Regions from separate parts of the Homo sapiens genome. Here regions 2, 3, 4 and 5 are each linked to region 1. A link is a loop called in an ENCODE intact Hi-C map of the cell type or tissue named here. Cell type or tissue: PC-3. All regions are shown on one strand. Each heading gives the region's core, and the rest is flanking DNA. Links, peaks and the distances in the headings are about the cores only.

Evidence for each region. A loop is a pair of places that touch in the nucleus more often than their neighbours do. Peaks named below come from ENCODE experiments on the same cell type or tissue, not always from the same donor. Only the 100,000 strongest peaks of a DNase experiment are listed, where the experiment ranks them.
Region 2: it touches region 1 in a loop (5-fold over the local background); 17 of 110 quality-filtered maps call a loop at or near these places.
Region 3: it touches region 1 in a loop (13-fold over the local background); 31 of 110 quality-filtered maps call a loop at or near these places.
Region 4: it touches region 1 in a loop (5-fold over the local background); 8 of 110 quality-filtered maps call a loop at or near these places.
Region 5: it touches region 1 in a loop (5-fold over the local background); 11 of 110 quality-filtered maps call a loop at or near these places.

The regions. Positions count from the first base shown.
Region 1 is chr15:39,168,656-39,174,949 of GRCh38, reverse strand. All of the region lies in intron 1 of LOC105370777 (a long non-coding RNA gene), which reads left to right. LOC124900600 (a long non-coding RNA gene) reads right to left here. Exons shown (of 3, transcript XR_932142.3): 2 at 6,108-6,214; 3 at 4,785-5,443. It overlaps LOC105370780 (a long non-coding RNA gene), which reads right to left and starts at 1,355. Exons shown (of 3, transcript XR_007064591.1): 1 at 1,271-1,355. RefSeq lists enhancers at 1,675-2,630, 2,631-3,586 and a silencer at 2,608-2,902. In PC-3, for the core only: a CTCF peak has its summit at 2,695 (motif pointing left); a DNase peak (open chromatin) is centred at 2,729; H3K27ac peaks cover 1,676 bases.
Region 2 is chr15:38,815,003-38,821,296 of GRCh38, reverse strand. No RefSeq gene overlaps it. Among named protein-coding and RNA genes, the nearest start is that of LINC02694, 120 kb to the right of the region's middle. RefSeq lists an enhancer at 3,042-3,191. In PC-3, for the core only: CTCF peaks have their summits at 3,212 and 3,417 (motif pointing left); a DNase peak (open chromatin) is centred at 3,376.
Region 3 is chr15:39,754,691-39,760,984 of GRCh38, reverse strand. All of the region lies in intron 5 of FSIP1 (fibrous sheath interacting protein 1), which reads left to right. Among named protein-coding and RNA genes, the nearest start is that of FSIP1, 25 kb to the left of the region's middle. In PC-3, for the core only: a CTCF peak has its summit at 3,922 (motif pointing right); a DNase peak (open chromatin) is centred at 3,924.
Region 4 is chr15:39,271,265-39,277,558 of GRCh38, reverse strand. All of the region lies in intron 1 of LOC105370777 (a long non-coding RNA gene), which reads left to right. Among named protein-coding and RNA genes, the nearest start is that of LINC02915, 24 kb to the right of the region's middle. RefSeq lists enhancers at 1,692-2,191, 2,192-2,693. In PC-3, for the core only: no CTCF peak of the experiment used is centred there; a DNase peak (open chromatin) is centred at 3,468; H3K4me3 peaks cover 1,053 bases; H3K27ac peaks cover 3,834 bases.
Region 5 is chr15:39,435,851-39,442,144 of GRCh38, reverse strand. No RefSeq gene overlaps it. Among named protein-coding and RNA genes, the nearest start is that of THBS1, 140 kb to the left of the region's middle. In PC-3, for the core only: a CTCF peak has its summit at 3,142; no DNase peak of the experiment used is centred there.

The sequences.
Region 1 (6,294 bases), core at 453-5,452:
TGCTAGGCAATGGTTAGACATGGTCCTTGCTTTCATGTGTTATATAAATAATAAACGATAAGTGGCACAATTGTGATGAATGTTTGTGTAGAAAAGTTTCAGGATGCTTTGAGAATCTGGAATAAGAAGATTTTCCAGGGTCAGGGAAGGCTCACCTGAAGAAGTAACACTTGATCTGACCACCAACTAACAATAGGGATAAACAGGAAAAGAGGGGAGGAAAGTGCCCTAGGTGGGACAAGGCTTTGTAGCAAGAGGGAGCATGTGTAGAATAGGGGCAGTAGGAAGAGCACTGTGTCTGGTGTGCAGTGAGTGAGAGCACAGGACATTTGAATTTAGAGTAGAAACCAAAGCAGGCAAGACCATGTGAGCATGTTAATGAGTTTGTCTTTAACCTGAGACTTACGAAACCATTAAACTGAAAGGTTAATGGATTCTCAGATTTGCATTTTGAAAAGATAACTGTGGTTGTTGTAGGAGAACAGAGTAGAGAGAGGTCAGATACAAGGCAGGGAGATCTGTGATGAGGTTATTGTAATAGTCTAACTGCACAGAAGTGGTTGTTTGGATTAGGAAGTAGAAGGAAAGAGGTGGATTTAAGTGACTTCAGGCAGTGAAATTGAAAGGATGGTGCGTGATGGATTGGCTATGTGGCGTAAGGGAGAGACAGGTGTCAGGGATGATACCTGGGATTCTAGCTTGTGCAACTGAATGCATGAAGTGTCATCCATTGAGCCAGGCAGGCCCTAGAAGAAAGGCTTAGGAGAGAGCTCCTGACTTCCCCAAGAAGTAGTGACCACTGTGGCCCTAGTGTCATACCATTATTACGCACTTTTCTTTGTGTATGGACATTTGCCAATGTTGAATTTGGGGTTGTTGGTATTGTCTGCCCTGCAATGGAAGAATCCCCTATTATGTGAGCCTTTATAGGAGACAGAACACAACTTCCCAGTACAGAAAACAGAATGGATGAGATGCAATTTCTGTTCAACCCTGACATAAAGGTCTCAGACAGGTGAACTGGGGTTTGGCAATTATTTGCTTCCATATTAGATTTCGAATTTGGAGCAAGTAGAGAAAAACTGAATTGATAATTGATTTCACTATAGCAGTGTTCAGTAGTGACCATAGAGGTGACTGACTAGCTGAGATGGCAGTGGTGTCTACCATAGGCCGTGGCAGTGGTGCCAGGGACAGCATTCTAATCAGGCTGTTTCTGCAGCGTAAACTTTGCTATTAATCCTGCTGCTTATCCTCCCTTAATGCCTACCCATTTTCTGAATCTGCTTCCATGACCTTCTGATTGAGGATAAATTGATGATGATGATGATCATGATGATGATGATGGTGGTGGTGGTGGTAGTGGTGATGGTGATGATGGTTAACAGAATGCTTCATATGAGTCAGGCCCTGCTCCAGTTAGTTCACATATATTCAATGCATTAATCCTTCTGCCCTCATCTGACGAATGAAAATCTGAAGCCCAGAGTGGTTGAATAATTGGTTTATAGGTCCTACAGCGAGTAACAGATAAAGACAGAATGGAGACCTCAAAGCCTGGCTCCAGAACCAGCCTTCTGATTAAGAATGGATTCTGTGGCTTGTAACCAAGAACCCTGGCTGGTACATTTGGTTCTGTGGTCTGTTTTCCCCTGGGAGCCCAGAATATGTTAGGGGTAAATATTGGGTATCATTTTGCCTCACACAATACACTTGTAGTTGACATTCCGAGTACTCAGGGTAGCAGCGGGAATGGTTCTCCCATGATTCATCTCCCCTCCTTCCCTGCAGGCACACATAGCCCTGCTACTTGCCTCTGCTCAACTGCTGCACGGGGTGGGATCGCGGCACCGCACTCTGGTAAACGCTTTCTCCGCTCCATGGTACTGTTAACCCAGGGTTGCAGGTGCCAAAGCAGGAATGAAAGCTCCCATTGTACAACACCCATGCAAGGGATCCATGTAGAGGTTTCTGTGGGGACAAGGGAATGCTGAAAGCCAGCTGACAACACAACAAGACAGAGTGAAACTGTGTAGTTTCGATTCCCCGGGAGTGGGGGAGTCCGTTTGTTCAGAGCAGCTGCAGCAGCTCAGAAACATGTAGTGTCCACATTCCATGTGCAGAACTCTCTGTGCACAGAGCCAGTAAAGCAGCAGCCCCTAAAGGTGATGCTGCCCTTCCCTGGGGACTTCCTGTTGCCCTTGAAGCCTTTCAGTGCTGAGTTTGAAAAAGGTCAACAAGGCTGAATTTGGGATGAGGGCCCTGACCGAGAAGCTCCTCAGAGGACAAAGGGACCGGGAGTCAGGGGTCTGGGGTTACTCTGTGGCTTCCAGGCTACTGATGTGGGACATCACATGGCACAGTCTCTCTGGAGCTTCCTTACCAGAGAGTCGGTGTGTAACTGCAAAGTTTCCCTGACATTCTTGGATAACTTGTGACCTAAAAGCCATTCAAACGGGGTTGGAAAGACAGATTGTTCCTGCCCTAACATCTTTGAGGATTGCAAGGTTCTCTAACTTGAGCCCAGAGACAAAAAGCAGTTCGGAACCGTCCTTGAAACTTTACTTCCTTTCCTAAGACTAAGACAGGATTTGAGAGAGCACAAATGCATCAGGGAATGCAGGCTTCCATTCCCATTCACCACCACCCTCACTCCTGTTCTTGAAGGAGGTGGCAGTCCTTACCATTCTAATGTATGTGGTGCTCTCTGCTGGCAGCTAAAATCTTTTTGTTCCCTGAAACAGGATGCCTCTGTAATCCTGAGTCACCAAACCACAGGGAGCAGCTGAGAGAGGATTTGGCTAACAGCCAGTGTCTGGGCCCTCCCACTCCCTAGAAGACCTCCTTCACCTGTTGTATGATCAACTACCCTTCCTATCAAAATGCAATTGCAATTAAAACCCCTACTTCTCCTCTTCCCTCTCTCAGTAGCTCTCTACTTGGGGTTGTCATACCCTCCCGACTGGGCCAAAGCTGCAGCTCTTCTTCTACGGGCAGGGCGCCTATCAGGAAAATGGGTCTTATGTTTCTCTCTTTTGTTTTGTTTTCATTTTGTTTTGTTTCTCCAAATGGTAGAGCCAAGGGCAACAGTGCCATGAGGCAGGGGTAGGGTCAAGGAATGCTTTGATGGAAAGGGGAGGGGGGCAGGTATAATGCCTCTCCTTCACAGCTTGCATCAGCAAACACCCCCACTTCATATATGTGTTAAAGCCAGGTGAAAACAGTATGTTTTCTATGAAAATGCAACTCTAAGACAGATCCCCCGGCCCCACTTTCTTGTCAGATCATTGCTAGTACCCAACTTCCTGATACAGAAATTCTTGGTGCTGCCACAGCCACATGGATCAGAGACCAAAACCAGCTTCAAAAGGTCACAATCTATACCATCACTCATTTTTCATGACTGATTTTGTTAATTCCTACCTATCGCAGGTTGCCCTCAGAATGGCTATTCTCCGTCAATGTCCATCACAATAATAAGAAATAATAAAAAAAGTAGCAGGAAACCATAGTTATCCTTCTTCAAGCCAAGAAGACACACATCAGAAATGCTGATAGTGGGTTATCAGAAGAAAATATATTTGCGGACTTATTTTTTAATTAAAATGTGAGAAAAGCAAGGTGCATAATTGTATTTGTAAAAAAAATGGCTGGGGGAGAGGTAAAGGAGTATGTGTAGGTGTGTGTGTGTATATATGTATATATCTTACATATGAGTAAACTATCTGGAAGGACTCACAAAATTAATAATGGCTAATATTTATTGGCACTTATTTTGTGACAGGTACCATTCTAAGCATTTTACAAATATTAATTCACTTAATTCTCATAAAAACTCCATGTGGGAGGTATTTTATTATCCCCATTTTTCAGGCCGGAGAACCAAGGCACAGAAAAATTAGGTATTCTGCCTGAAGTTACATGTCTGGGGAGCGCAGAGCCAGAATTAGACTTGAACAAGCTGTTGGCTGCCTCTAGGAAGGAGAACTGGTTGGCTCAAGAACAGGAGTGAGGAGAGAGACTTTTCCTTTTATATCTCTTTGTACCTTTTGAATTTTGAACCACAAATTTGTAATATATAGTCAGTGCATACATGAATATATATTTAAATTAATAAAATAACTTAGAAATATAAAATTAAAAATTAATATTAAAAAGCAAGGAAAACATACATGTTTTTTCTCTACCAAGTATGCTATCTAGAGAGTCGGTAGTAGTGCAGTGGTTAATGACTCAGAGGCAGACTGCTTGAGTTCAAATCCTGCCTCTGCCAATAAACTTGGACAAATTTATATTCTCTCTGTGCCTGTGTGGGTTATTTTAAGGATTAAATAAGTTAATAGGTGTAAAGTGCTTAAAAGAGTATTTGGCACATACTAGTGGCTAGATATATATTTGCTTTCATCATCTAAATTTAAAAACCAAAACTCATTCAACAGTCAATAAATATTGAGTGTTTATTGTATGCCAGACATCGTTTTAGGCTCTAGATATAAAGCAGTGAATAAAACCGAAAAAAAATTAAAGATCCTTGCCTTTATGGAGCTATTAAGTCCTCAGAGACTGAGAGAGAACATTACTTGGGGCAAGAAAATAAAACAGGCATCATAAGGTAGGAGAATAAGTGATTGAAAAAGAACATAAGATGTATAGTATCCATTCACATCAGCAAAGTCTCATGGCATGTCACATCTTCGGCAAAAAATGGGATTCATAGATTACATAGTATAGAATCCTTCATTATTCTCAGAATTTATATAAACCCCTCAACCTAGATAAAAGTAACAATAATTTCTCATATTATTTATTTACAAGTCCTTTCTACTTCGAAAGGGGATTTACAATGGAGCATAACCAGAAAATTCGTCTTGAAAAGAAAAAGATAACTCATATATGTGTACTTTGGAACTAGAAGAGACTCTAGAAAAATTGTAGTCGTAACTTAAATAGCCTTGTGGAAAGTAAATCTTTTCAGACTGGTTTCATTTCTGTGTGACTCGATGGTCAAGAAAGCATTGTGATGTTAATGTATCTCAGAATCATGTCGGGGGAATGTGTTAAGAGAAACAGCCTGGCTGATCTAACAGAGACACACATTCATTCATTTCACAGCCAATATTCCATTGGGCATGGTTTCTAAGTTTTGGAAAATAAGAATAAACTTTAAAGAGAGGTTGGAAAAATCAAGAACTAAAGTTAGGGCCTGTGGACAATGATATCCTGTGGTGGAGCGATCGAAAGCCTGGGCATGGCATGGCTTCTTGCTCCCTGCAAGGGTACACTTTTCACCTAATCCCAAAAGTCTTTCCTAGGCTTGTTTCTCTCTCAAATAATTAGCTTCTCCAAACACCCAGCAAGGACCATTGTAACTACTCGGTGCTTTCTCTGCTCTTATTTGCATCCACGTGGTATCCTCTCTGAGAAGTACTCTGGCTGAGCTCATCTGCATGGCAAGACAAAGTAGAACATAATGAGGCTATACATGATAGGTGCATACTAATTTCTGATGTTACTTTAAGAATATTTCAAAATAGCATTTTGCTTCCATTTTTGTTACGGGAAAATTCATTTTTGTTGTTGTTACGAGTGAATCCAATTTTTCTACATTAATAGGTAAGATACTCTCTGTCCTTATAAGTTCCACAAGGGCGAGAATGTTTGACTATTTTCTTCATTGTTATGTCCCCAGCACTTAGAGCAGTGCCTAAATGGACACACCAGATGTTCAATAAATACTTTTTCCTAAATGAAGAAAATAGACATAGAACCCACAAAGTAAATGATGCTAAATTCTAAAAAGAGTTGAGGAACTGAGACCCAAAGAGTTTATTGGATATACCTCAGGCCACAAACTAGAATGCATCCCAGGTCTGTGTGACTCTGAATTCTACCCTCTCTTTGTAATGCCAAACAAAATTATACTAATACCCTCCAGCTTCACCTTAGATCTAGAGGAACAGAAAGCCTACATGGGCTGTGGTGCTGTACTTAGGTTTAGTTTGTTTGTGCTGTCTTTTCACAGAATTGAGAGATTTTTAAAAATAGAGATCCCTATATTCCACAATGCATACGTCTAGCTCTCCTCTTTTCCCATGCATGCCACTCACCTCCATGCAGATAAAATACAGGTGCCATGGAAGATGAACAGCATCTGCTCACCAAAGCAACACAACAGGTGTTTCTAGGAGTCCCTGGACTATATCAATACTGCTAACTAAACACATAGGAAAAGAAACAATGAAAACTCTGTGAAAGCAAGGGTTTCTGTCTGTTTTGATCACTGAAAAATACCAA
Region 2 (6,294 bases), core at 714-5,713, 350 kb after region 1:
GACTTATCCCCCTCCAGCACCCAGCACAGTGCCAGACCCACATGCCTGAGGGTGATAGTAATACTAGGTCACAAAGGACTAAAAAGCTCTTTCCCAAGACAATATAAAGTGTTGGCTCTCCTGCCTTTAAATAAAAGTCTTAATTTTATATGCTTAATTTTATGTATTTGTTTTGATTTTTAAAAAGCACAGACCCTCACCATCCCTGCCATGACTCACAAGGAGTCAGGTAAAAGAAGGGACGCTTCCTAACATGTATTAGGTTGATGCAAAAGTAATTGTGGTTTTTACCATTGATAGCTACCACTTACTGAACACTCACTAAGTGCCAGGCACCACCATGCACATTTCATTTGTATTTTCATACTTAAATTTTACAACATCCCATGTGGTACACATTATTACCTCCATTTTATAATAAAGGAAACTATTAGCACGATTGAATATTCTATCAAAAATCCCACAGCCAGCAGGGACAGAGTTAGGAGTCAGCCCTCTTCTGCCCAAGCCCAAAGCATGTGTTCTTAAGTAAGCTATCATGCCCCTGATTTCTGTGATTCTTTTGATCTTAGGACATATGAAGCTGCCTTTTATCATTATTGTACCTCCCCATCAATAGTCCTTATCTTCTAGCCTGGTTTATAGTTCCATGGAACCTAGCTAACCTAGTACTTCATGCAGCAGACAGAATTATGCCCCCACCCCAAAGATGTCCATGTCTTCATTCCCAGAACCTGTGAATATATGTTATATGGCATGCGGGAATGGAGACTGCAGATGGAACTAAGGTTGTTCATTAGCTGGCCTAGAGATGGGGAGACTATGCGGCATTATCCAATGGGCCCGTGCAATCACAGGGGTCTTTGTCACTGAAAGAGGGAGGCAGGAGGGTCAGGGAAGGAAGTGTGAAAGCAGAAGCAGAGATCAGAGTGATCCAATTGCTGGGGGGCTGGGGCCCAAAGCCATAGGGTGCGGGTGGCCTCTAGAAGCTGGAAAAGGTAAAGAAACAGATTTTCCCCTGCACCCTCCAAAAAGAATGTTTAGTTTTAGCCCAGTGAGACCCATTTCAGACTCCTGACCTCCAGAGCTATAAGGTAATAAATCTGTGTCCTTTTGAGCCACTGAGCTTGGGGTAATTTGTTATAGAAGCAACAGGGAATGATTATACCTTTCCATAGAAACAATTAGGGCCAATTTATGGTCTGATACTTTGTCAAGACTTCTCTCAGGAGTTACAGTCTGAATAATTATAAGGAATTTTTAAATTCAACCTCTATTACTGAGGCATCATAAATTGTTTCTACAATTAAACTGGAGAAAGTTTTTGAAGAGCCACTTCAAAAACGTCTAAAAAGAAAGGCAGAGAGCTGACCCCTCTCTCCTCTCCTGTGCTCATACGCTGGGTAGAAATATGCTCCATTCAAGTTCTGATTAGCTGAGATTTCCTGTGGAACTAATGTGCTCTTGCTAGTTTCTAAATGATGTTTTTCTCCTCCCAGTAAAATCAAGAACTGCCAATAAGGTGCAGGCCAGTTGCTGGGCCCGCTCTCTCTCACACATACCATATACACAAATAGGAAGATGGTCTCCGTGGCTATAATTTCCTGGCCAGCAAGTGTCTTGGGTTTCACTTCAGTGGTTAATGATGTGTCCACCCGGGCGCCTTGGCATGGGGCATTTCCAACCTTCAATTAAAGGACTATCATTTACTCTATATATTAACATCCAGAACAATAAACACAGTGGAACACAGTCATTAGAGGCAGCCATAATCCATGGCCTGCTGTGTACTGATGTCAACCCTGCTGCGTTTGACATCTGAAATAATCCCAAAGAAAGCACTGCATTTTCAAAGCCGGGACTACGTTAAGGATATCCACCCCTGGCTGCATTCCATCTTTCCACCTCCATCTTCCAATCTATCAACATCTTGGTTCAATCTCAGAGTTAAAAACCCCTTGTCTTTCACAGAAAGACATCCAGGCTAACCTTCTCTTTTGCTGGGAAGAATGCCACCAGTTTTCAGTTGACTGAACCTAGTGGGCCTTCACTGTAATAATAAAACCAATCCTGGATAAATCGTAATTCCTAATCTAAAGGATGTCAGAATGAAGTCGGATTGAAGACATACCACCGACACAAAACAAACAACCCTGAGCATGGGGTGCGCAAAGAAAGCAGAGAGATACAGAAAACCAGCAAAAGAAAAGTTGTCTCAAACTTAGCCGAAATGTGGAGCCACATGAAAAGTGCAGTAATTCTTCCTTCACCTCAGGGCTCATGTCTGTTGCATCTTTTCAACACAGCACAATTGTGATTTCTAGGGGTCCAGCTACCTAGATTTTTTGAGCTGAACTCTTTCTTCAAGGGGATGCAAAATTAAAACAATTCAAAACCTCCTCTGCCAGGGAGTGGGGGTGGCAGGAAAGGGGAATCTCGGGGTGTTTATTGTACACTGACAGGTTGAACAGGAGAGAGGTACTTGGGTCACTGAGGCGATGGAAAGATGCTGTACAGTTAGATGGGAAGCAAGAACACAAAGAAAGCCTTTTCAGCAGACCAGGGGACTGCAGGGCCCAACAACCTCTAAGACTGGGATAAAAGCAGGCTTTATTCATTCAGGAGACTGCAGCAACTGCCTACTGCCTGACTGGTAAATCTCATCCCAGCACCGTCCCTGAGAGGGGGTCTAATCTGATTGGTTGTCCCATTTAATCTGCGGCATCCCGATTGGGAGGTGCTGTTAGACTTGCCCACTTCACAGGCAGGGGCCACCTCCACGGAGCCCGTAGAGGCTGCCTGCAGCTGAGCCACCAATGCCCGGCCTGTTGGGTGGCAGCGGAGCCAGCAAATTACCAGACACAGCACAAGGAAACGCCATGCACCAGAGCAGCATTCCTCAGAAGGAGACTTGGGAACACAGCAGGCAGGCAGATGCCCTGTGTGCCTGTGTGTATATATCTTTAAAATCAAATGGAAGTGACACTACTCTTCTGAGTTACCTATGCCATTATTCCTCTTCACCAATTGTTTTTCATTTTGCCTTTTTTTCTTTGGATAAAGTTTTATGCACCATGCTTGGGTTGCAGAAGCAGATCCAAAGAAGTCTCAGCACACCACCCGATTCTCTGAGCACAGGCTCTGGGGACTTTTTGGAAATGACTGTGCCTCAATGCAGAGAGAGGGTTTTTCCAAGTTACCAAGTGCACTTTCTGTTCTTAACACCCAGGGGGGCGTGGAGAAAGTGAGAGGATCTGTGGTGGCTTCCTGGGCGTGCCCATGGAAAGTGCTTACTCTTCTTTGCACACCTCACACCTGGGTCCCTGGTCCACTCACAAACCTGGTAGATTCACTCTTTCGAACCATTCTGGCCGGCTGTACCTGTGGGCTTTCACTGTGCGTGGCCGCCCCCTGCTGGAACAGCCTGGAACTGACCGCCAGTGACACCTAGGGCCGACACCTGGCCAGCGCAGGGAGGTGTGAGAGAACAGATTGTCAAGTTCATTCCATGGCATTCATTCCAGAGGGAGCCACTAAACTGGCCTTGACACACAGGAATCTGTTTAATAATCCTGTGGAGACCTAAAGTCTACAAATCCCTATGGTAACTCCTCTGAGAGTTTAATCACCCTCTCTCAGAAATATTTTCCCTATTTGTGATCTGAACGATGTTTCTGTTTAATTTCCAACTGATCTGATTTAATCAGGGATGAAAAGCAGCTGCTGTCATTTCTCTGGGCAAAAGCCCTTTATAGGCCTGGAGAAAGATTAACGAATGTGCCTCACTTCCCAGGAAAAGTCCTAAGCTTTACTTTCCTTTAATATGACTTTATTTAGCCTATTTTTAAATGCGTTATCTCTGTGGCTCTCTTCTGAATGCTCTCATCTTCTCCACATTTCTCCTTACTTAGGGACATGATGCCCCTAGTGAGAATCTGGCTGAAGCCAAGTATGATGCTGATACTCTCATGTGTACCCCTCTAGATGACCACTTTTTTGGCAAATATTTTTTAAGCACCTACTATGCGTGAGGCACACAGGTAAGGTCCCTGTGGGTTATAGATGGACTCATGGACTTTCCAAAAAGCAGGAGAAGCTAGTCCTAGAATGCCTGCACACAGATCACTCTAATTGTGTATAAGATAGGAGGAGGCAACAGTGTAACTGGAGACCAGCAAACAGGGAGAATGCTTTCAGCCAGTGTGTATGGAAGGTTTCATGGAGATGTGGGAACTGAACTGGTCTTTGAAGGATATGTAGAATTCGGCTGGACCAGAGAAGGGGAAACAGCATTCCATGCAGAGAGGACAGCCTGAGGAAAGCTCCAGAGGCAGAGGACACAGGGCATAGATCTGATGAGCTGGAAGTGGTTGCATTTGAGTAAGTCAACAGGGACTACAGAAAACATCCACTGGGCCAGGTTGTGGAGGCCTTCCCTATAATGGGAAGGCAATAAAGAATCCAGAGGCTGCCTTCACTTCTTAGAACTCCTGTTTGATTTTATTAACTTGAAGATAGCTTGTTTTTCACCATGCTGATCCTAAATCATTCTCAGCTGTTCTTAGCGTCACTATGTCCCCATCTAGTATTGGCTCTTGATTTTGATTCGTTTGCTCCAAGTCCCTGTTTGGGTATTACTCTGTTGTTTCTCGATTTCCGAGAAATCTGTCTTGCCCTGGCTTATGCACTCCCACTTTCTTAACCCAACCTTTGGTAAGATCGGTTGCAGCTGACCAGCTCTGTCATCTCATTTCTTTCCCTGAAGCAGTGGGTCTTTGATACTCCCTCGTTCCCTTTAGGAGACTTCGAAAGGCAGGACACCTGCAAGTGACACGCTGGGCAAGTTGCCTGCCCATTGTGGCCTTAGTGTTCTCATTTCTTAAAAGAGAAGGGAGGCACCTCTTTGACCTCTACAAGCATTTCTGAAGCTTACGCTCCATAAGGCAATAACCTCAACTATTTCTGTCCACAGGCCATACCCCCAGCAGCCATTTCCATGGAATAGTTTCATCTTTCCTGGAAGAATGTGCCGATGAAATTGACTGAAAATGGACTTTGAAACAAATTGGACCTGCTGGAAAGTCAACCAGCTTTGAGGTATTTATTTCCAACTGGGATGAGAATAGAGGAAAAGATGAGAACAGGCCCAGCTTGCCTTCTTGCCAAAGGGCCTCTCCCCAGGAGATACTTTCAAAGACAAGATGATGGATTAGAAAGCACGGAAAGAAGCTACAGGTGGCACGCAGCACTCTGCTCCCTTCTTGAATCTGCCAGACGCTCCCTGTCCTTCACGTCTTTTGGTCATCAGGCTGGCCCTGCTTGATTGACTCTGCCATCAGAAGCAAGACTTTCCTTCCAGCATGGTTCTCTCTAGATCCAGGTACTTTGCAGGACCCAATTTACCCATATCCACAGGGGACATGTCTCACACATGGCTGCCTCATGCCACTTACCACCCTGACGCTCAGTCTTCTCTCTGGTAGTAATCGCCTTTACCATATGTTTGGCAGGAGTGTAAGATAAAAAGTGCTAACACCCAGCAAGTTACTAAACTGTCAGCCTCAATTTCCTGTCAGGCACTAGAATTAATAAGAGCCCATACATCATGAAGAATCTAGAGGATCCTGAAGATAACCGGAGGAGGACAGAACTAGGGCACGGAGTGCAAGGTCATGGAGAATAACTCTACTTTCTGCATACTTCTAAACTGCTTTTATTATTATTGGTATGTTTCCGTAGAGTGACTCCACATTCGTTATTTTAATTCTTATGATAGCCTTGTAAACTTACATGTTATAATCCCATTTTGTAGACGAGGAAACTAAGGTTTTGATGTTCTTTTCCCTTACGGTGAGTGAACTTGACAACTATTCTCATACATTTCTTGGACTGAAGGGCAGAAAATATGAGCTGTTGAGACAGAGTCTAATGATAGAAGATTTGAAATGTTTCCAACACAAAGAAATGGTAAATGTTCAAGGGGATGGAAACCTTAAACACCCTGATTTCACCATTACACATGTATGCATGTATCAAAATATCACACGTACCCCATAAATATGTAAAATTATTATGTAACAATAAATTTTTTTAAGAAATAACAGGGAAAACAATGTGCACTATTGTTGTCCTGGATCCTCAAAGTTTTGAAAATCTGCAGCTACTTAACAATAACAGCCTCAGGCTTCTCAGGGAGAAAAATTTCCATTTCCAGCCCCAAGACTTCACCACAAGTGTGGCTTCAGAAGATGTTGTGAACTGGGAAAGGCCAGAAACCAGAGAGTGGGAAAAAGT
Region 3 (6,294 bases), core at 812-5,811, 590 kb before region 1:
AGGTTGAACATTTTCTGCATATTTGTTGTATGCCATTAAGTTTTATTTTTTACTTTTTATTTTGAAATAATTTTAAATTTATGGAAAACTTGCATAAGTAGTACAGAATTCCATATACCCTTCCCCCCTGCTTCTCCTAATCTTACATAACCATAGTGATCAAAACTCAGAAATCAACATTGGTATAATACCATTAATTAAAGTATAGACTTTCTTAAAAATTTACCAGTTTTCCCACTAATGTCCTTTTTATTTACTAGTATCCAATCCAAGATCCCATGTTACATTTCGTTGTCATGTCTCCTTAATCTCCTCCAATCTGTGATAGTTCCTCAGTCTTTCCTTGTCTGTCGTGATGTTGACCCTTTGGGAGAGTATTGGTCAGCTATTTTGTAAAATGTCCTTCAGTTTTGGTTTATGTGATGTTTTCTCATGATTAGATGAAAGTTATGAATTTTGGCAAGCATACTCTGGAAGTTATGTGCCCTTCTCAGTCAATCACACTTGGTATACCTAATGCTGTTATATATTATTATTGGTAATGTTTCACCTTGATCACTTTGTTAAGATGGTGTCTGCTGGTTTTCTGCACTGTAAAATTACTATTTTTTTCTTTTACAATTAATACATATCTTGGGGGAGATGCTTTAAGACTATGCAAATATCCTGTTTCTTCTCCAGCTTTCACCTACTAATTTCAGCATCAATCAGTAGATCTTGCCTGCAATAATTTTTACCATATGCCACTAGATTTGGGTGATTTTGTAATCCAACAATAGATAACTGGAACAATGTGCATCAGCATTATTTTTAATGATTATATATTAATTCATTAGATGGATGTGCCATCATTTGTTTAACTAATACCCTTCTATTGAACATTTAGATTATTCCCTTAGTTTTTCAATTTTTTAAATTACACATGTTGCAGTGACATCCTTAGTCAATTATTGCAATGATTACCTTCTGTGGTTGGCTGAAAAAAATCCACCCCAATCCCCCAAGAGATATCTATGTCAAATCCCTAGAGCCTGTGAATGTTACCTTATTTGGAAAAAGGGTCTTTGCAGATGTGATTAAGTCCTGGAATATTGAGATGGGCCCTAAATTCCATCATAGGTAGCCTTATCAGAAAGAGATGGAGGGAGAAGAGGTAGATAAGGAAGAGGAAAAGGTGCTGCAAAGACGGAGGCAGAGATTGGAGTGATGCAGCCTCAAGCCTGCTGGCAACCATCAGAAGCTGGAAGAGGGAGGAACAGAAATTCCTCTAGAACCTCTGGAGGGAACGTGGCCCTGCTGACATCTTGATTCTGGATTTCTGGCCTCCAGAACTGTGAGAGAATAACTTCTGTTGTTTGAAGCCACCAAGTTTGTGGTAATTTGTTAGGGCCGCTATAGAAAATGGGTATACTTTCAAATACATTCCTAGAAGAGAAATACTTAGTCCAGGGTTGGACTTTCACAAGATTTTTATTCACATTGACTTATTGAAATCAATTTAGACTCTTACCCACATTGTATCTGAATATTATTTTTCTATGCCAACGATGGATTTTGTAGTTATTTTTAAGCTTTGTTTATTTAAAGTGGAATCACAATAATTTGTATTTCTCTGATTATCAGGGAGGTTATAGATTTATTCTTTGGTTTAGCTAAGTTGTGAGTTACCTACTCATGTCTTAGTCTCTTTTATAAAGTGAGGTATTCTTTATTGATTTGAAAGACTTTTTTAATATTAAGGATATTAATTATTTGTCACAAACACCATAAGCATTTTTCTAACTTTTTTTTTAATTTTGTGACATTTCTTGCTCTAGTTAGTCATTTCTTTTATGTTATCATTCATTGGTACTCTGCTTTAAAAGGCCTTTTATGTCTCAAGATTGTATAAAAAATATATATTTTCCTTTCATCAGTTATAATTTAATGAAAAAATTTAAATATTAACCCACTTGAGATTTATTTTGGTATTAGATATGAGTTAGAGAGTTGATTTTGTTTTTTTCCCCCAATTTGCTAACCAGCTATTCCAAGACCCTTTATTGGATAATCTGTCATTTCCCCACTTATTTGAAATGCTAGCTTTATCGTGTAGGAACTGGGTTTATTTTCAGATTTTCTATTTTATTCCATTAAAATTTCTGTCTGTGCTGATGTTAATACCACTCTATTTTGATTATTGTGTCTTTGTAATATATTTTATTGGGGCAGTATTTTGGAATAACATGGTTTTCTCAAACCTATTTTTTTTCTGAGTTTAGCAATGACTACATTATTTTTTAAAAAAGAGATTGTAAAAGCACCTCTAAAGCTATAGCTTATGAACTGCTTTTTTATTTATTTAAATGTCTAAAGACCAGTATATGAACGTAGTCTGCTTGGAAAAGTACAACTTACTAATATATTTCATTCAATGTTTATCAGTAATTCTATACCTTCATAGAAATGAGACTATACCCCTTATTCCCCCCCCTCAAAAAAATCCATGGACAGTGTCAGGAATGAGATTCTGGATATTATAGTATCTCAATGTCTATAGTTTGGAAACCAGGAGTCAAATACTGATTTTTCTAGTGGGTAGGGCTTTTCTGAAAGACCAAACCTGCTTGTGGTTGACTCTGGAGCAAGCAATGTAAGACAGGCCACTCTGTAAGTGGATCTATGGTGGCCTTTTAACATTAAGCTTTTCGGTCACAGAGTTCACTACCCAGTGAACTTTTGGTCCTGGAAGGCAAGACATTTGTTTTCAGTTGCCCTTTTTTCAAAACCAAATCAAAACTGTCAAATATGTTTAATTTTTAAAGCTCCTGGCCCGTATATTTGACTTAAATCTATGCTCACATTGTATTTCTGGAGTTATGTGACTGCTGTAGGCCCTGTAGACACTTCCCATAATGTTAGATTAGTCCTGATGTTCTAACATGGAAATTAAGTGGACTTAATGATATGAAAGCTGGAGCTGCAAGGGGCTTGAAAGCTATGTTAAGAGAGAATCATTGTTTTAAACATGATGACATTATTAAAGCTTCAATTTTTAGATTCAGACTTCTTAGTTATTATGTATTGGCAGTGTGTGCAAAGCAGGTAAGATGCAAAAGTAGGGTCAACGTAAAAGGAAAAGGGAATACAAGATACTGTTAGGTGAACCAGATGTCTGTTGCACTTCACTCTTGCTACTGACTGTCTTAATTAGTTCACACTTGACCAGTTCACCAAAATGAAGAGGTAACATTATTGTATTACTGGCTTCTTCAGATTTAATTAGAATCTTTTTTTGATGATTGTTCTTTTACAGAAAAGCCAAATTCCTTAATGAAATTTCCTGCTTGCTGTTTACTTCATAGACATATGTTTTGGAGTCATTTATTGCCACACATATCTGTTTTTTTTAAATTCTTAAAAACAAAAAAGTAGTTAGCATTTACTTTAGGCTGCATTATTAACCTAATTATATTAATTTGTTTTTTGGACTACATAACTATTACCTTATTCTAAAAGAGGAAACTTTTGGAATAATCAGCTTAAACTTGGTATTATTAGCAGAATATTTTCACTGCAAGTATGAAAGAAATAATTAGAAACACAACAGTCCAGTTTGACCTCATGCCACGGATTTTTTGAAAGTCTCATATTCCTGGTATTTCAACATAAGCACTATCATAAGGTGGTACGAAGCTACTTTCATCTGTTCTACAATGAAATGAATTTCCCATTACTCATTAGATCTCAGCTACTGTTTTAATTAGAAATGTATAAAAATTTAAAAATTATTTTAATCAATCATATATAGCCATACATTTCTAAATAAGATATTTTTATAAGTATTATTAGGAAAACAGGAAAATTTTGCCTTTTTTTCCTGTATAATTTTTTGTTGCCAGCACAGTTTCAGGCACTTGTAAATTGTCCAGTAGGTGGCAGCATCTAGTTACAATAAGTACTTTAAAAAGCCTTAAAGCATTTAAAAAAATTTTAAAGCTCCTGGCATACATTTTTGGCTTAAACCTATAGAGTTCACATTGTATTTCTGGAGTCATGTGACTGCTCTACACCCTGCAGACACTTCTTGTAATGTTAGATTAGTCCTGATGTTCTAACATGGAAATTCAGTGGACTTAATGATGTGAAAGCTGGAGCTGCAAGGGACTTGAAAGCTATATTCAGAGAGAATCATTTTAAGCATGATCACGTTATTAAAGCCAGACCTATTTCAGCATACCTATCAATATACCCAAACCTACTTTCTTTCTTTTCATTTTTTGTCTTTAAACAAAGGGAGAAATTCTTAGGATGGATATTTTTCTTTTCTAGTCAGTTTTTCTTATCCTCTTATTTAAGAGTTAGCTTCAGGTTGGGTGGGTGGTTCATGCATGTAATCCCAGCGCTTTGGGAAGTGGAGTCAGGAGGATTGCCTGAAGCCAGGAGTTCGAGACCAACCTGGGCTACTTAGCAAGACCTTGTCTATACAAAATATTTAAAAATTAGCCAAGCATCAGGAGGCTGAGGTGGGAGGATTGCTTGAGTCCACGAGTTTGAGACTGCAGTCATGCCATTGCTCTGCAGCATTTGTGACTGTGTGAAACCCTATCTCCAAAACACAAACAAACAAACAAAAAATTAACCTTAAGGACTTTGGGCTGATGGCTGAATGGCAATTTCCAACCTGTTTTCAGCTTCCAAAACACAGAACCCATCCCAGTTGGCTTATAACATCACAAATAAGCAACAGCAAATAAATGAAGAAAATAACTGTGGTTGGATAGTGCATTTACTTTTATTTATAGGTGCTAAACACAAAAGATGCCTTGACTCCAAGAGAAAGTTGAAAACAACATTAAATTGATTTATATCACATTTGAACCTTATAATCCAGACATATTAACCTCAAGTTTACTGGGATTTTGAAGTAAACAATATTGTACTTGCTAGAGATCTCTGAAGTATTTTAAAAGTCTGTCCCATCCCATTACTGAGGGGTCACTTTTGGGTTTTTTTAGAGGCATGTTGCAAAAATCAAAACTCTTTTACATCGCCAGGAGTTTTCCCTTAGTTTCTATCATTTATCTAATGAATACAGGTAGAATTCAATATTCTTTGAGACAAATACATCTAGTGACAGGGTTGCTTTTTGATAGAGGTTATTCTTTTTGTCTTTGTCACGTTTCTCTCTTGTGTTTCTAGCTCCAAATATAGAAATGCATATAAACACAAAACATCAACATCATAACCAATTAGGCTTTTTCAAATTTGAGAATACTTTTTTCTAGGTGCCTTTTCTGTGAGACTCAGATATATGATACTTCTGCTCTTGGATGCTTGGGTTAAATACTCAAAGAAAATCTGGTAGTCTCTTTCTACTCTGATATGCAGAGGGTAGAGGGAGGAAATCACATAACTGTGCTGACTGACACAGGCAAGGATTTTGGTTTTTAATTTCTGTTGGAGTCTCAGCATTGTTTAGCAATCTCTTGCATTCTCCAAAATGGTGATTCCAAACTATTACTATGTGCTTCATCTCCCATCTTCTGCAAGACCTTCACTGTCTTGGTTGGTCTTCCTTTCCAGAGAAAATGAATCTACAGGGTAGGAATTCCTTTTACATTCATTTCTTCTGTTTCTAAGCTTCATCCTGACTGTGTTCATTCATCCTCTGCCTCTTGCCTCTAACTTTAGATGGAGGGAAGGTACTCTTATTCTCTGAGGCCAAAATCAGTAACATCCCATCCCTTTCACTGTGTTCCTGGCTGTTGGTTTGTTCGTCATTCCATTTTTTCATCTAGAGCTTCAATCTCTCTGGCTCTTTCCCTTTAACTTACCATGTTTAACTCTTCTAGTCCTAAAACAGAATCAAAAAGCCATTGAACCAATGAATAACCAACAGAACATACAAATAAGCCTTTTTCCTCATTTTTTTTTTTAATCTTACTCTAAAACAGACACCACTCAGTTTCCCTCTTCTCCTTAAAGGTCAGACTTCTTGAAAGAATAGTCCACATCTCTTGGTGCTACCTGGTCAACTTCCATTTACTTCTTAACTTTTCAGTGTCTGTATTTTCTACTGTCACGCTGTGGAAGCTGCTTCATAAGTGGTCCTCCTAAATTTGAAATCTAATGGCATACCTCCAGTTTTGATTGTACTTGACATCACTGTAGAATCTGACACAGTGACCTCTCATAGCATAGTGCAATTTTTACTGGATTTGTTATTCCCTGCTGGTTTTCTTCTTTTTCTTTCCTTCTTCCTCCTATTGTTGAAACTTATTCCTTCTTTTATATGTTTTCTCTGCTTTAGTT
Region 4 (6,294 bases), core at 898-5,897, 100 kb before region 1:
TTGAAGGATATTATTACTAGATATATGTTCTTTTTCTGGATATAGAGAACTCTAGGTTGACAGACCTTGTGTGTGTGTGTTTTGAAATGAGGCTGCACTGTTTTCCTGAAAATCAGCCATTTTTTTTTATTATTGTACTTCTACATATTGTTTATTTGTCTGTTTTTAGGATATTCTTTCTTTTCAGAATGTGTTGTTATGTGCTTACAATGTGTGGCCGTTATTCCCACAGACTTTTGATTTTTTTTTCCTATCACTTTCTTCTGAGACCGAGTACAGAGTCCAATGACAGCTTGCTGTTTTCTCATAGGCCTCTAGTGCTCTGCTCAGTATTTTCTTCAGTCATTTTTTTTTTTGCTTCATTTTGGATTGTTTCTTCCTGTGCTAAATTCAACATTAGGGCCTGCTCCAAGACAGTTTCTGTTGACTGATATTTTTCCTGAATATAGGTCATACCATCTTATTTCTTTGCCTATCTCATGATATTTTGTTGAAAACCAGTCATTTTAGCAAATAGATGATGTCAAAATTCTGGATTCTTACTTTCCCCCCAAAGGTTGTTGTCATTTTGTTGTTGCTGCTGCTCTTGCTGTTTTAGTAAGTTGCCTAGACTTATTCTGCAGAACTTGTTTCCCCACTGATGTCAGGCAGCTATTTTTTTCTTTTTTTTTTTTAATTCTTATTTTCATTTTACTAGCCTGGGTTCCCACGGGATTCCCCTGCATCTTGTAGTTTAGTGGTCACCCAAAGACTGGTCAGATGTTGTGCTCAAACACCTCAAGCCAGCAGAGCTTCCACCTTCTGCTGATGTGGTAACAGGAGCATGTTCCAAGTTCAGACAGTTTTCAAGTCTTCCCTGGGTTTTACTTTCAACTGGGCCCTTCTGGGTGTCCCATGAGCATGTGTGTAGCATCCCATCCCCGTCTGCCTGGGGTCTTATCTAGGCTTTCTGCAGTGCTCTCATTTCTAGGATCTCTTTGCTAAATGTCTGGCTAGTCTGCCAGCCTGAAATGCCCCCGATCTGTGAGAGCAACCTCAGACTATGAGGCATGTGTGTTACTAGCCTTATTATTTTACTGACAGTCCCACTAGACACGAGTGAGCCCTGCTAGGAGTGAAGCTGCTGGTTTTCATGACCAGCCCTGCCCTGGTAGAACTACCAAGACCCTTGAGCTGGAGAGATGATGGGAGCAGCCCCAGGCAAGAATACCATGGAGGCCCAAAGTCTATCTGTCTTTTATTTAATGGGTAAATCCTTCTCAGTTGGTTTGTTTGCTTATTTTCTTGTCTTTGCTTAGTTTTCAAAGGCCTAAAATTGTTATTTTTGACAATGTTATCCAATTTTACAGTCATTTCTTGGGGAGATTTACTGATTATCATGGTGAGAAATCTTTCTCTGACAGATATATTTTGACAAAGGAGAGGCAGAAAAAGACAAAGGCTATGATAGCATGAGAAAGCTACTAGGAACAGTTTTCCCTGTGATTTGTAAACCTGTAACTAAACCTCCAGGCTTTTGGTTCAAGGAGCTGTAAGGATTAAACATCCCCGAATACAGTTATTTTAACCAAATGACTCGACGATGAAACAGGTTTAATAATATGCATAATTATTGTGTCATGGGAATTAAATACTAGGATAAAGAATTTACAGAAAATATATCATATTTTATACATATTTATATGTATCTTTTTGTAATACACATGATATATACTACAAAAATTATAATTACTACCATATCTAGCTCAGAAAATCTTTAGATTTTTTTAAAATTATGAGAATGATTAAGGATCCTAGAAGACTATCAATATCAGCATTTTTCCTTGATGCTTCACTTAATGGAAATTGGTGCCATCCTAAATTAAATGTTAAATAGTAAGTGTTGTATTCCTTGCTCTTTGTTTCTGTCAGATATTAGGGACAGAGACAAGTTATCAGCCCCTCCATCTCTGCTCCAACTCTCTGAAACCTTTATGAGGACCTCATGTTCCCTTAACTGGAGGCAAAGCCCTTTCCTTCCAGCAGCAGCGAGGAGAGGCGGTGAACACGCAGGGTGATGGCCTCTCAACCCCCTGCCATGTGGCTGGCTCACAGCCTTCTCAGCTTGCATGTGAAAAAGGAGTTTATGGGCCACCTGATGGCCCTGGCTCTGAAGAGATGGAAGAAACAAGGGGTCTTCTAAGCGTCAGGAAGCTGATGCTGTCTGTTGAGAGGCTTCTCTGACATCACTCCCTCACCTTCTACCACCCTGCTCACCTGCCTCCAGGCTCTAGCAACTGGGCTACTTGCCGCGGGCCTCTAGGCCAGCATGGAAATCCCCACAGCAGAGGGAAATCCCAGCAGAGGCCTAGGGTCCCCAAGGATAGCATGCAGGCCTGGAGGGGCTGGGGAGAGGGGCAGGAGGGCCAGCTGCTTCCCACTGCTGCCTCAGGAAAATGAGGCAGAACTAGACTATCCTAAAGACCTTACTGATTTTCACTGAACTTCTGTTCAGCTTTTGTTGGCCCTTATCTTCTGGTCTCCTGTAAGATTTTTTTCTGGGCATCAAGGATTGGACTAACCAAGCTTCACCTTTTGTTTTTGTTACTTGTGTGTTTCGTCTCTTTTCCTCAAATATCAGGTTAGGGTGTGTGGCGGTGACATTACTTCTTCAGCTATTTATCTTTCTATAATATTTCCATAGTCCTCTCCCTATTTCTCTGCAGTTTCAGCCTTTTTTGTTTGTTGTTTGTTTTTGAGACAGGGTCTCATTCTGTCACCCAAACTGGAGTACAGTGGCACGATCATAGCTCACTGCAACCTTTGCCTCTGGAGGTTCAAGCCATTCTCCCACCTTAGCCTCCTGAGTAGCTGGGACTACAGGTGCATATCACCATGCCTGGCTAATTTTTGTATTTTTAATAGAGATGAAGTTTCACCATGTAGCCTAGGCTGGTCTTGAACCCCTGGGTTCAAGCGATCTGCCTGACTCAGCCTCCCAACGTGGTAAGATTACAGGCATGAGCCACTGCATCTGGCCTCTGCAGGTTCAGCTTTTAATATTTTGCACGAGTTCATCAGGTCAAATTTTAGTTGTGTTCCAAATAGAATACAAAACATTCTGGTAATTGACGAGTACAGTGTTTCTCAATCATAGCTGCTTATTAGAATCACTAGGTGGACGAGGCTATTTGAAAATCCTGGTACCCAGGCTGTACACTCTGGTCCAGTGAGACCAGAATCTCTGGTTGTGCAATCCAGGTAGTCTGTACTAAGAAACAGTGCTCTCATGGCAAGTAATACCTTTATGTGGCACACTAATATTTGTCTTTGCTGTTTTATCTTAAACCAACATTTACCACATCCTCAAAGGATACATTAGAATATTAATTGGCAAAGAGTATAGCCATGCAGAAACTGAATTATATCATGGTCTCCATTGCAGTCTGTAAATACTTCTGAGGTCGTGTTGGCAGAATGCCTTTCAGTGTCCTTGTATTTGCTAGCTGCTTTGGTGGCTGACAGCCTAAAAGAGACTTGCCTCAGGAGAGCAAATAAGAAAAAACAAATAAAACTGTAGATATGGATGTCGTCACATTTCAAAGACTGCTGGCCCATTATGTAAAATGCAATGACACATTATTACAAATATTTACCTTAATTTTTCCCCCCTGTAGTCTTTGTTCTCATTTAAACACTGAATGGCCATTGACTTCTTTTGAAAAAGAAAAAGAAAAATGGTAAGTCTTTCACTACCTTTCTCTTCAGACTTGACTTAGATTTCCTAGTCCCGCTGTTTGAGATGACTTGATTGCCTCTGTTTCAAGCTCTGTGGTTCATTTCTTCAGCCTCTAAGCTGTTTCAGCTTCCTTTAGGCCATGGATAGAAAGCTGGTGAAAATCGGCAAATATTTTGCATAAATAGTTGTTGGACCCCAAACCTCCACAAACCAACTTTTGAGTTTTTTTCTTTTTAAGGAGAAATGGGTAGAGAAGTGAGAACCAGTTTTATGGATCTGGTGCCTAGCAAGGTGCCTGGCAGGCAGTCTGAGAGCCCCAGATATTTGTTGAGAACCTGAAACACAGTGCTCGATGGAGTTCTCCTCTATTTCTAATCGCGGATGGTATTCGGGGGTTAGCAAGCAGAAAGAATTTCCCGGCATGAGAGAGGTAAAAGGGAAGAATGTCTCATCCAGAATTTTGGCAATTCCATTTTAGAATTTTCTTTTAATTGGAGGGGCATATTGTTTGTTTGCTTTTTAAAGAAAAGAATCACAGTTATTTTAGGATGTGTGATCCTGGAAGATATTATATTCAGATCTATTTAAAAGAAAAACATTTAACTTTTTTCCAAGACTCAGTCCCTGCTCTAAGTTTTCTCATAGTGCGTAAGTTTGTCAGGCATGTTTCTATATTCATTGGAAAGAATAAATGACAGTTGGAAATAGAAGGATTGGGGCAGCTGCAAATGACAGGCAGGCTGCACACTGGAAATGCCATGGGGTAGAATTCCTGAGACTGCAGTACAAGCAGTATTCCCTAGACCTGTGAACTTCAGTGGTCCTGAGAAGGAGACTGGACCTTCTTCATGCCAGTAATGACAGTGAAGAATCACAGTTGTCATTTCCACCTCTGCTTACAATATTCGGTTGACTAGTGTTTAAGGGTATTCAGTAATTGTATTCTCAGATCTGGTCCATGCATTGCTACCTTAGTCCACTTTAGGGGTAATAGCATAGGCATAGGAAGAACATCTACTGACCTGGTAGAAAAGATGCTCTGATAACATATGCATCGTTTATTTGGACAATAATAACATTCCAAGGAGCAAAGGTCAGACTGTGCCTTTCATCATTTTCTCAGACAGTCTTCTTTTAGCCACAGCACCTCAGCTGGGGCAACCATGAAGTACAGCTAATTTTCCAGTAGAGGACAGAACTGTGGTTTGCTATGTAGAATAATCTCAGCCTGCTATAATTAATATTATTTTTCTCCCTGTTCTTCCTGTCATTCCCATCATGATATAATAGCTCACTACTACCCAAGAGTCACAGAAAACTAGATAACTAGATGGAATTGTTTGGCCTGGTCCTCTGGATAAACATCTCTTGCCATTGTCACACTGAGGGTCCCCTCTTAGCCCAGTCACCTGGTTTCTCCATATGATTCTGGAATCTGGTTGTCTGTTGGACTCTCATAGAAGTTCCTCTGGAGGAAAGACCGTCCACTCAGTCTACAGCCAAGCCAGGATAGGATAGGTATGAAGAGTGCTGGGTTTTCAGGAAGCAGGAGAAAGATCACCAGGCTGAGGGGCTTCCCCAGGTCCTTTCTGAAAACAGATTTGCTAGATCCTCATGACAGTTCAAACTGAGTGTTTAAGGACTTGTACTCATATACTGAATATTATGTCTCTATAATCAGGGGAGTGGACAAGGTATAGAACATAATGTCAGACATAAGTCTCCCCATTCTGGGAATTTATAGCCTGCTGAAAAAATTTCCATGAAATTATTAAACACCAGTGTCTTGGAGGATGTCCCCAGTGTATTTGGAATGACCAGGAAGATGCTGTGGAGGAAGCAGGATTTGAATTGGGCCTTGAAACCTGAACAGACTGTGCCTGGGTGGAGGGACGGGAAGAACTAACTGCATAGTAGTAGACTGCAATAGCTTGGACCAAACCTGAGGTTCAGAGCTCATGCTGGGAAAGTGGACCCACTATAGTGACTTGTACACATTTGTCCAGGGAGATAACGACTGTGCCTAGAGGACTGGCAAGGCTTTGGTCTTTCACTAGAATATGTCCTCGGACCCACTGTAAACCCATTCCAGCATGTTTTGCTAAGGGCAGGATGTCCTGGAGCATGTACAGCAACAGACAGAATGACAGAACAGGACATAGGGAGCTATCTATTACCACTCATACTAACAGCATCTTGCTTGCCATTTGGCTTGACTTAATTTCTTTTGAGCTCTGTGCCTATCTGTGGGTTGGAGACAATTTGTGTTGTTGCTCCTTTGTGGAGCTTCTCCTCCCCCCGAGGAAGAAAGCATCATTTATATCCAGGACAGCTCTCCAGATTATTCTGGAGACAGCTCAAAAAACCTGTCTCCTCAGGGAGAATGCCTGACAAGGTCCTCTTCAGGGAAGGGCTTCTCAAATTTTACCATGCATAGGACACACCTGGAGGTCTTGTTAAAAAGGTCTTAACTCATTAGGACTGAGATGTCACCCAACATCCTGCCTTTCTAATAGGCCCTCTGGTGATGCTGATGGTCCAAGGATGACACTTAGTAGTGAGGCTTGCGGCACTGT
Region 5 (6,294 bases), core at 770-5,769, 270 kb before region 1:
ATCCCTCCCCAGTCTGGCAGCAGATTCCTATGCCAGCTTCCTAGACTGCAGGGTTCCCCAGTGGGTGCCAAACTCAACAGTCCCACAGCTCTCTCTTCAAAGCCACACGTCCTCAGACCCTCCCTAAGCTCGGATGAGCCCTGCCACCCTTCTCCCCCAGGGATCCCCACTCTGGCTCCATACGCCAGCTTACGCGTTCCACAGGCAGAGTGGGGAGCCCCTTCCTGCAACCCTACAGCACTTCGTATTCATATTTTTATTTAATATTATAACTAATATTGTACTTTATGAAGCTTTTTCATTTTTATGTCTATTTCCCTTAAAAGAATGAGACTTACTTGAGAATAAAAATAGCATCATAAACAGTTTTATATGCCTTATAGCCTGCAACAGCAACACATTGTTTTAACATTCCATTTATAGGTCATCACATGTGTAAGTCCTCCCTCATTACATGTCTTTTTCATGATTTTTATGGTTACTTCATATATATTTTTCAAGATGAATATCATATTCATGTTTTAAAATTCAGCAACAGCCGCAGCAAAGAACAATTAAAAACAACAGGTGGGCGCGATGGCTCATGCCTGTAATCCCAGCACTTTGGGAGGCCAAGGCGGGTAGATCACCTAAAGTCAGAAGTTTGAGACCAGCCTGTCCAACATGGTGAAGCCCCGTCTCTACTAAAAATACAAAAATTAGCCGGGCGTGGTGGCGGGTGCCTGTAATCCCAGGTACTAGGGAGGCTGAGGCAGGAGAATCTCTTGAACCCAGGAGGCGGAGGTTGCAGTGAGCTGAGATAGCACCATTGCATTCCAGCCTGGGCGACAAGAGCAAAACTCCATCTGAAAAAACCAAAATAAAACTAAAATAACAACAAAAACAACAGCTTGGTGGGGTTTGGATGGACTTGTGTAAAATTTATGGATCAGTTTATTAATGGCATGCTTTCGGTATTAAGTTTTTTCATCTTGAGTATTGAGTGTTTATGCATGGGTTCAATTCTCCTTTTATTTCCTTCAGTAATTTACAGTTTCTTTTTTAATAAAAAATAGGTATCTTACATTTCTTGTTGAGTTTATTCTTAGCTAGCTTCTCTTTATTACTTTTTAAATGGATTTTTCTGTTTTATTTTTAAATTTGTTATTGCAAGTATGTTGAGGAGGTATTTTTATTTTCTAACTGGCCTCTGTCAGGAAATCTTATTCATTCTAATGGTCTTTTAGTTGATTCTCATAAATTTTCCAAATGAATAATCCAATGTTTTGCTGAGAATGTTACTTTTATCTTCTTCTTTCCAATAGTAATACCTCACTTGACAATTTTTCTTGTCTACCAATATGTAATAGAGCTTCTGTAACAATGTATTGTAATAGTTGTGGTAGCAGGCATCGTTGTTTAATGTGACTTTGATGGGAGTGCCTCAACTATTCTAGCTTGTTGGCTTTCAATAGACAAACTCTTTATCATTTTAAGGAATGTCTTTTTCCAACTTCACTACAATTTTTTTTTTTTTTTTTTTTTTTTTTTTTTAAAGACAGAGTCTCACTCCATCACCCAGGCTGGAGTGCAGAGGCGTGATCTTGGCTCACTGCAACCTCCGCCTCCCGGGTTCAGGCAGTTCTCCTGCCTCAGCCTCCTGGGCAGCTGGGATTACAGGTGTATGCCACCACACCCAGAATTTTTTTTTGTATTTTTAGTAGAGACAGGGTTTTTCTCATGTTGGCCAGGCTGGTCTCGAACTCCTGACCTCAAGTGATCTGCCCACCTTGGCCTCCCAAAGTGCTGGGATTACAGGTGTGAGCCACCATGCCCAGGTTAACTTTTTAAAATGGAGAAATGAACGTTATGTTTTGTCAAATGTCCTTTAGGCATTTTTTGAGCTGGTCATCTGTTTTCCTTTGACCTACTAATAAATTATACAAATAGAATTCCTAACACTGAATGACCGTGTATCCTTGGAATAAAACTTAACCATTTTGAATGATTCTTTTAATATTTAGGTTGATCACATTGAAAGACATATTTATGATCTTTACATATTATACATTATATTAATGGTGTGTATAGTATGTGCCCTGTGTGTCCATGTTTGTGGTGTGATGTGTATGTGTGTTGACTTAGTCAAGTTTTGAATATCAGGCTTGTACTAACATTTTAAAATTAATGAAAACCTTGCCATCTTTCTGAATTCTCTGAAATAATCTCAAAAGCTTAGGAATTACATAGCATCTATGCCTGGTAATTATTTATTGTATTATTTTAAACTTTTTTCCCTCCAATTTCACTTAGCATATTAATGTTTCTATCTCAGTCAGTCATTTTGTCCATTTAAATGTTCTAGAAAATTTTCTAATACTTTAAAATGCATAGAATTATATGCATTATTGCCTTGTAATTTTTTTATAGTTATATATCTCTTTTCTCTTTCTCAAAGTTATTAATATTTTTCTTCTATTTTCTGCTCAGCTTATTATTTTCAGTTCTTTCTAGTTCAATGTTTAAGGTATGTATAAAACCACAATTTTTTTCTAAATAAACTTTGGTCGCAGACTATGCATTTTGATATATAGTTTTGTAAATGTCCCTTTTTTTCCCCTCTAAAAACTCTTAAACTGCAAATTTGATTTCCTCTTTGACTCAAGAGTTATTCAGGGAAGTGTTTTTATCAGCTTCTTTCTAACACAGACCATTTTCCTGCAGTAACATGAAAGGCACTGCACGCGCATTTTCATAGCGGGGGATGTTGAGGGAAGTCTAGACTCAGACAGTACTGATATGGGCTGCGTGGGTGAGGTGGTGGATAAGCAGTCTGGGATTCCTCAGAGAAGGATGCAAAACAGAGGGCAAAGGACACTGAAAGCAAACTTGAGACAATTAAAACTCCAAGATTTCATCAAGGGCTGGCCTTGGTTTTGGCTACTCCACAGGTGCTGGGTGACGGGTGCGGTTCTCCCCCTGGACCATCTCTCTGGGCTTAGCAGCTTGGAGTGCTGCGTGGGGTGTTGAGATTCACGCAGTCACATCCCTCCTTCTCAGAATGTGTAGCACCCACTCAGGAAGCCAGCATGACAGGGCCAGGTGCATTTGCCACCTGGGCAGAGGAGACCTTAACTGCACCTTCCTTCTTTCCCCACTTGAGGGATCTCCTCACAGGAAATATGAAAAGGGTCTCCCTGTCAGTGGCAAAATGTGGAAAAGCTGGATAACAAATTTCTTTCTCTCCCGTACTTGGATTGTACCAGCAGCACCTGTGCCTGCTGCTACACAGGATGGTGCAACTCCCTTTGGCAAAGATGGATTTCATTTTTGGGTCCTGTTTTTTCTTTTTTTTTCTTTTCTCTTTTTGGTAAGGCTGAAAAATTGACTATGTGCAGTTTGACAAGTAAAGCTTCAAAATGACAAGCAGTGGCTTGGAGGAAGCCTGAAATAAATGGAATGTGGGGTCAGCCTGTACCTTTTTCTTTGCCACAGGTGTCTGAATTCATTTTTCCTTTCTTTTTTGTTTCATCTGGCACAGGTTTGGTGGATCCTGGGTGTGGGGGGAGCAGGTCTGCCCACCTCTTTCCTGTTGTTTTTGATTTGCCGATTGGGTAGAGCTGTCCGAGCTTTGGCTGAGGCAGCACTGTGCTCTCACCCCATGTGAATGGCTTTGGAAGTGAGCTTCCTGGTTATTCTGCCTTGTGCTGGCACTTCTGTGTCGCAGACGCCAAGCAGGACATCACATGATGGCTGGCAGCCCACACCAGACACAGTCTGAATTTTAGTAGGAAGGTCATGCCCTTTGATCTGGAACCAGACTAGGGACTATATGAATCTTGAAACAAACAAACAAACAAACGAACAAACAAAAAACTCAAAACTGTATGGGGTAATGTTGGTCCCAGGAGAAGTTTGGGGAAGTCTATTACCAGGCTCATCCACCTCTTTTTTGGATATTTTCTCCAAATATGATGGTGCCTTCATTTTCCCTTTACAGAATTTGTTATTTTTTCTCCCAGTTCACGTCTTTTCTCAAGAAATGATATGTTAGACTCATTCATCCTGAGGCAATATTTCTCCATTGTAGTAGAGGATGCTAGTCGTCTCCTGGTACCAGTCCTTCAAGCACCAGGATGCTTGAATTTTTTCTGGGGCCACGGCTTCCTACAATAAAAGACGACATTTGTCAGCCTCTTCTGCAGCTCCTCATGCCCAATTGCCCAAGTGACTCAGTTCTGGTCTGTGCTGCCTCTTCCCTGCCCCACCCCTCCTGTCCCTCTGAACTGAGTGCAGACATGCTGGGGCCTTCTTGGGCCATGTGAAAGGACAACAAACTGAAGATGCCAGAACAATAAGATGGAAGGGGCCTGGGTCTTGACACGGAGAGGCTTCCATATCAGCCCTGTTTATGCTTAGTCTCTGGGGTTTGGGATCTGTTCTCGCCGTTCATCTTGATCCTGATGAGTGTCCATGAGATGTGACATATGAGTGGTGCAGCAGCTCCTGTTCTGCCAAAGGGAATCAGTGAAGGCAGTTGTCTAGCTTCACTCTACTGCTTCAGACACTTTGTCACCTCATCACACCTGTGTCCAGCGACCCCTTTTACAGTTTACATTGATAGACTTTCCATGTAAGTTTTCTACTTCTGAGCTCCCTCCAAGTCTTACCTAACATAGCATACGTTAGCAGGAGAAAGCTCACTCTCCTTTCTGAGCAAACATTTTGAGAAATATAGCTGTCCTTTAAAACTGTGTTCTGTATGCTTTTACACTGTTGGTGGGAGTGTAAATTAGTTCAACCATTGTGGAAGACAGTGTGGCGATTCCTCAAGGATCTAGAACCAGAAATACCATTTGACTCGCAGTACCAGAAATACCATTTGACCCAGCAATTTCATTACTGGGTATATACCCAAAGGACTATAAATCATTCTGCTATAAAGACACATGCACACATATGTTTACTGCAGCACTATTTACAATAGCAAATACTTAGAACCAACCCAAATGCTCAACAATAGACTGGATAAAGAAAATGTGGCACATATACACCATGGAATACTATGCAGCCATAAAAAAGGATGAGAACATGTCCTTTGCAGCGACGTGGATGAAGCTAGAAACCATCATTCTCAGCAAACTAACACAGGAACAGAAAACCAGACACCACATGTTCTCACTCATAAGTGGGAATTGAACAATGAGAACACATGGACAGAGGGAGGGGAACATCACACATTGGGGCCTGTCAGGGGGTGGGAGGCAAGGAGAGGGTGAGCATTAGGACAAATACCTAAAGCATACGGGGCTTAGAACCTAGATGACGGGTTGATAGATGCAGCAAACCACCATGGCACACATATACCTATGTAACAAAACTGCACGTTCTGCACATATATCCCGAACTTAAAGAAAAACTGTGTTCTGTGTGTTGATTTTAGAATTGGCAATAAACTCTTTTCCTTGAGTATGAAGATGAAGTGTTCTCTCTTGTTTCTATAAAGAGAAGTTGTAATTTTGGATACTTTCCTGGCATGAGATATATTAGGTAGAGATAAACAGTTAGAGACCACTTGTTTGAAAATAAGCGTGTGAAATAATTTAGGGCAGGGGTTGGGAAACTAAATAGCCAGCTAGTCAATGCGTTAGGCCTTGTGTGGGCAGTATAGTCTCTGTTGCAAACACTCAGCTCTGCCATTGTAGAGTGAAAGCCATCATAGACTATATTCTAGTGAAACTTTGCTTACAAAAACAGGTAGCAGACTGGATTTGGCCTGTGGACTGTAGTTTGCTGACCCCTGATTTAGGGCCCTTTTAAATTATTCACTTTTTAAGGAAGTTGTATACAAGGTCATTTAAAGGGTTTTAAAAAAAAATTCTGCTTGTCTTGAGTCAGAAATATTTTGACAATTGCATTAATAATAATCTTATTTAAAATATGTGAGCATTTTGTTTGGCTCTTTGCTTGGACAGCAACTATCTTACTATTTGCAAATTAGAAGAGCTGTCTCTGACAGCCCATCTCCTCACACTGACTGCATGATATAAACACTCGTTGATAAACCAGCAAGGGAAAGGCAGAAACTTGGGTCAGGAGTCTAGGCTCCTAGGTGTTTTGGAAATATTTTGGAGGAAAGTAGATTGACTCAAGACAACAAACCTGAATTTTCAGATCTGGATTCTTTTATCTTTAATATTACTTCCAAGAGTCAACCAGAAGATACTGGGGATGGAAAAGGGTTCAGTGATTTCTGTGTGTCTTCTTTGCTTTCAGAGTTAAAATTTTAGTATACGCCTTCCAAAGTGGGAAATC